Linked DNA regions of Homo sapiens: region 2 is linked to region 1. The links are chromatin loops, found by intact Hi-C in ENCODE. Cell type or tissue: PC-9. All regions are shown on one strand.

The links. Hi-C counts contacts between places; a loop is a spot of excess contacts. Peaks named below come from ENCODE experiments on the same cell type or tissue, not always from the same donor. Only the 100,000 strongest peaks of a DNase experiment are listed, where the experiment ranks them.
Region 2: a loop joins it to region 1, with 4 times the contacts of the local background. A loop is called at or near these places in 11 of 110 quality-filtered maps.

Annotation. Positions count from the first base shown.
Region 1 is chr12:12,333,146-12,335,645 of GRCh38, reverse strand. All of the region lies in intron 3 of MANSC1 (MANSC domain containing 1), which reads left to right. Among named protein-coding and RNA genes, the nearest start is that of MANSC1, 16 kb to the left of the region's middle. In PC-9, CTCF peaks have their summits at 858 and 1,060 (motif pointing right); no DNase peak of the experiment used is centred here.
Region 2 is chr12:11,553,022-11,555,521 of GRCh38, reverse strand. LINC01252 (long intergenic non-protein coding RNA 1252) reads right to left here. Exons shown (of 8, transcript NR_033890.1): 4 at 1,840-1,956; 5 at 1,452-1,673; 6 at 1-267. All of the region lies in intron 2 of LOC124902877 (a long non-coding RNA gene), which reads left to right. Among named protein-coding and RNA genes, the nearest start is that of LINC01252, 6.2 kb to the right of the region's middle. In PC-9, a CTCF peak has its summit at 1,424 (motif pointing left); a DNase peak (open chromatin) is centred at 1,351.

The DNA.
Region 1 (2,500 bases):
TCTCAAATTCCTGACCTCCTGACTCATGTATGTAATCCCAGCACTTTGGGAGGCTGAGGCGGGCAGATCACAACGTCAGGAATTCGAGACCAGCCTGGCCAACATGGTGAAACCCCGTCTCTACTAAAAATACAAAAATTAGCCGGGTGTGCTGGTGCGTGCCTGTAATCCCAGCTACTCAGGAGGCTGAGGCGGGAGAATTGCTTGAACCCAGGAGGCAGAGGTTGCAGTGAGCTGAGATTGCGCCACTGCACTCTAGCCTGCACGACAGAGCAAGACTCTGTCTCGGGGAGAAGAAAAAAAAAAGGTGATTTCTCAAAGCTCACCGTAGCCGCCCTCTTGGGAATGGACAGTGACACAGCAGCAAAGTGGAAATGGAAAGACTGGTTAGGAGGCGCAGGTGAGATCTGGGTGAAGAAACAGGGAGTGGCGGGCGAGATGGAGAGAGTAGTGGACATATGGGCTATTCCGAAGTAGAGTTGACAGGACTTGCTGGTGGTGTGGGTCTGGGGAACCAGAAAAAAAGAACCATCAAGGCCAAGTCCTAGTTTTTGCCTTGAGCATCCAGATGAATGGTGACACCATTTGCTGCACTGGGGGAAACTTGAGTAGTTTTAGGGTTGTGGAATGGAATCTAGGTGGAGTGGAATCTAGGGTTCTCTCTTGACTGCATTAAGTATGAGGGGCTTCGGGGAATGATACTGCCCAGGGTGCCTGCGTGTTGACACTGCTTTGCCCCCTAGCTGAGGCTGTGTCTGAGTTTTGTTCATGTGCCAGGGAAGCCTGATGGGTCAAACATCCTCTCAAACAGGAGCGTGAAGCACAGAGTATTGTGTAAATAATTGTTGTTAGGATACGATGATAGAAATTACAGCTGAATTTGTTTTCTAATACTTCTGGAGTGTTGTTACTTTTGTAATGCACATATAAAAGAGCATGTATGGGATGAAGTTCCTTGCCAATGGGAACGGAAAAAAGGGAACTTGGCATGTGCATAAATCTTTTTAGGGCGAGTGTGAAGGTAATGAAGTGAAATTAGAATTAAACTGTTCTTGTGGCAGCCACCAGGGGGCGTTGCCGGCCCCTGAGCAGGTTGATGGACACCTAGGGGCAACGTGGCACCAACCCCGGACATAGTATGCAAAGGACTGTTTATATCTACAGGATGTGTGCAAGTTGTGTTTGTAATTCTGTGTATGAATCTGTCCATGTTGATGAATTCATATTACCCCATTAAAAATGAATTATCTGCCTCCTGCCTGGAGTGAAATTAAATACAGATTATCTGTTTGGTGGTTTGTTTCTGGAAGAACTCTATTTCTTTTTCTTTTCTGTCTCTCTCTCTCTTTTTTTTTTTCTTTTTTTTTAAGGCAGCATCTCACTCTGTTGCCCAGGCTGCAGTGCAGTGGCGCGATCATGGCTCACTGCAGCGGCGCGATCATGGCTCACTGCAGCCTCCACCTCCTGAGCTCAAGCAGTCCTCTCCATTCAGCCTCCCAAGTATTTGGGACTACAGATAATGCACCACCATGCCAGGCTAATTTTTTAAAATGTTTTGTAGCAATGGGGGGGTCTCAGTATGTTGCCCAGGCTGGTCTCAAACTCCTGGCCTCAAGCAATCATCCTGCCTCGGCCTCTCAAAGTGCTGGGATTACAGGCATGAGCCACCGTGCCCAGCCTCTATTTCCTATATCCCATTGACTAATATTTACGGACCAAGAGTTTGAAAGATGACAGTGGATTCTGTTCATTCTCTAAAGCCATTGCAGTTTGGTATTTAATCTTTTATTGTTGTTGTTGGCAGCTTCATGGCATGTCATTTTTACCAAGGACTGGAAGAATAGGAGAATTCAGACATAGAATAAATTGGGAGTCTGTTTGCTCAGCTGGGGTCCCAGTAATAGTCAGTCTCTCATTTTTCAACTCAGTGAAGTCGTTTGAAAATAAAACTCCAAAGAGGAGTTAAGGGCGCTGAGCTGCTTTGCAGCTCCCTTTGTGGCTCATCTCTGCGTGACTGAGAGGAAGCACCATGCCCCAATGGCAAACATGAGTGGGTGAGGCGAATGGAGCAGGTGTGGAGGATCCCTTTGTGGTTCTAGGACCTCTGCCAACAGAGGAATCTTATCAAGAAGTGGGACTGGCCCTAGCTTTGCTTTATTTATGAGCTTGCATGCTTGAGAAAGAAAACAGCTGTTTTGGCCATTCTTGTCAATGGCCATATTTAAGTTCTGATTTCACACACATCACAGAGTGTTTACTTAAACAGTCTTTTTCTTTTTTAACTTTAAAATGAATTATAGGCCAAGTATGATGGCTCACACCTGTAATTCCAGCACTTTGGGAGGCTGAGGTGGGCGGATTGCTTGATTCCAGGAGTTCAAGACCAGCCTGGGCAACATGGCAAAATTCTGTCTCTACAAAAAATACAAAAATTAGCTGGGCATGGTGGCATGGCATTGTGGCCCCAGCTGCTCAAGAGGCTGAGGTGGGAGGATTGCTT
Region 2 (2,500 bases), 780 kb after region 1:
GACAAGGAAAACAACTCTAAAAAAGATGGAGAAAATTGTCGCATAGTTTCATGATAGCTCACCAGTAAGGGGTGCTACCTTCTGTGCTAAGGCTTAGGTAATCATACCCTTTACCACTGTGTGTTGGCAAGAACTGTACTTGAAATCAGGAGACCTGGGAAGGCTGAGGAGGGAGGGTTGCTTGAGCTCAGGAGTTCGAGGCTGCAGTAAGCTATGATCACGCTACTGCACTCTAGCCGTTGACAGGCGACAAAGCGAGATCTGTCTCTAAAAAATAAAATAAAGTAAAATAAATCAAGAGCTCCAGATTTTGAATTCTGTCTTTGCCATCTGTATTATTAGTACCAGTTACTTAACATCTCTAAGATTGTTCCATCATCTATAACATAACATTAAAAATGACTATTGACAAAGATGTTTGAGAAATAAAGGAATTAAAATTGCTGCAAAACACCATTTTCTCAGTGTTTGTTGGATCTGGATAATGTTGTGATATATGAATTGCATCAGAGTGTTGTCATCATTCATCATCATCATCATCATCCATCATTTCTAAAGTATCTAGATTTGTTCTAGAAAATGTAGCATGCTTCCCAAAGACAGAGTTTCTGACAACTAAGGGTTGGCAGTGGAAGGGAATATCCCACAGAGGTGCTGAAGTCAGTTTGCAAAGAGTTTCGAAATATTCAGCAGGAAACTTAACTGGTAAAAGAAAAGGATTATTCAGGGAGCACCCAGCATGCCACTCATTCTATGTGTGACTTGTATACACTTATTGAAGAATCAGTTATACTGCAGGGTTTGATGTGTTCAATAAATGTTAACATAATTTGTTAACATATAAAAATGGCACAAAGCGATCGTTTTTCTACCTACTTACCGCTTGAGAGGTTTTTTCCTTCTCATCCATTTTGACCAATTTCATAGAAATTTTATTTTCAAATTCTAAAAAGCTATTTCTCTCCATATCCTTGAATGCCTCTGACAGAAGCGACTGGAATCCCCTTTCTCTCAGAACAACGTTCATTAAACATATTTGGTTAAAAATACGTGGAACTCTAATAAGTTTTACTTTAGATAACACAGAAAATCACACAGGGTCTGCATACTTCATGCTAAAGAGCCTTGGGGTTTAGTGAAGAGGAGAACAGAAAATGTCTCTGACTTTGGCTTTGGTCTGATTTCCTCTGATCACTAATTTCCTAGCCCACATGTCTAGGCTAGGACACCATTGTCTGAGAGAGACAACTTCTCTTGTTGTTGTTCCTACAGACTATCCTTGTTGCACGAAGCACAGGATAATCTGTCACCCTGGCTTTTTGGCTTCCTGCTTCAGCACCACCTCTCCTTGAAATGCTCATGTATGGATATGGGTTCACGGGTTCCATCTAGCGGCCACTACTCAAATAATTTGAAAGTCAAGAACATTTCATAGATGACATTGACCTCACCTTTGCTTTGACGTACGGGGAAATTTAGATCTCAAGAGGTGAAATGAAGCATCGTAGGCACATGGCTAGTTAGTGGTAGAACTGGGGCCATCACCAGCCTCCTGACTCCAGCCCAGTTTCTCAGCCACAACAAGGTTTTTTTTTTTTTTTTTCCACAACCTTGATATTCTTCCTCCTACAAAATACTTAACTCTCCAGAGACTTAAACATCTTGATTCAACTCTGATACAAAAATAAGCAGAAAACATAACAACTGAAATGATAACTATAGCAATAAAAATATTATAGATTTCCATCGTATGTACTGTAACAATAAGATTCAAATGAATGAAAGATATAGCAGATTTCAGTATGGGGGAGTTAATGGAGGAAGATGGAACTCCATTACCTTCTTGAATGTGAAAGAGTAGATAAATTGGAGGAAGCTCCTAGGGGAGGGCATTTCAGGAACATGGAAAAGCATGAAAAAAATGTCTTCATGTGATGAAGAGGTTGGTTGTATTCCCTAGGCAAATATTAGGAATTAAAAAACAATTATTTCATGTTATTTAACCTATTAATAGATTTTTAAAGTGTACAACATAGTAAATTTCGACCTATTTTACACCAAAGAGGCAACTGACACAATCAAGATAATGAACATGGCTGGGCAAGGTGGCTCACGCCTGTAATCCCAGTGCTTTGGGAGTCATAAGTGGGAGGATTTCCTTGAGACCAGGAGTTCAAGACCAGCCCCAGGCAACATAGTGAGACCTCATCTCCACCAAAAGAAAAAAAACAGCCAGGCATGGTGGGCTGAGCCTGTAGTCCCAGTTGCTTGGCAGGAAGATCCCGTGGGCCCTGGAGTTTGAGGATGCAGTGAGCTATGAGCTGGGTGACAGAGCATGACCCTGTCTCTAAAAAAGCAAAAAAAAAAAAAGGATATTCATATCCTCCCCACCAAGTTTCCTTGTTGTGCCCCCTTCGTAATCCTGACTCCTCTCTCCTCTGGCCCATCCCACTCAGACAACCAGTGACCTGCTTTCCGTCACTTTGGATGAGTTTGCATT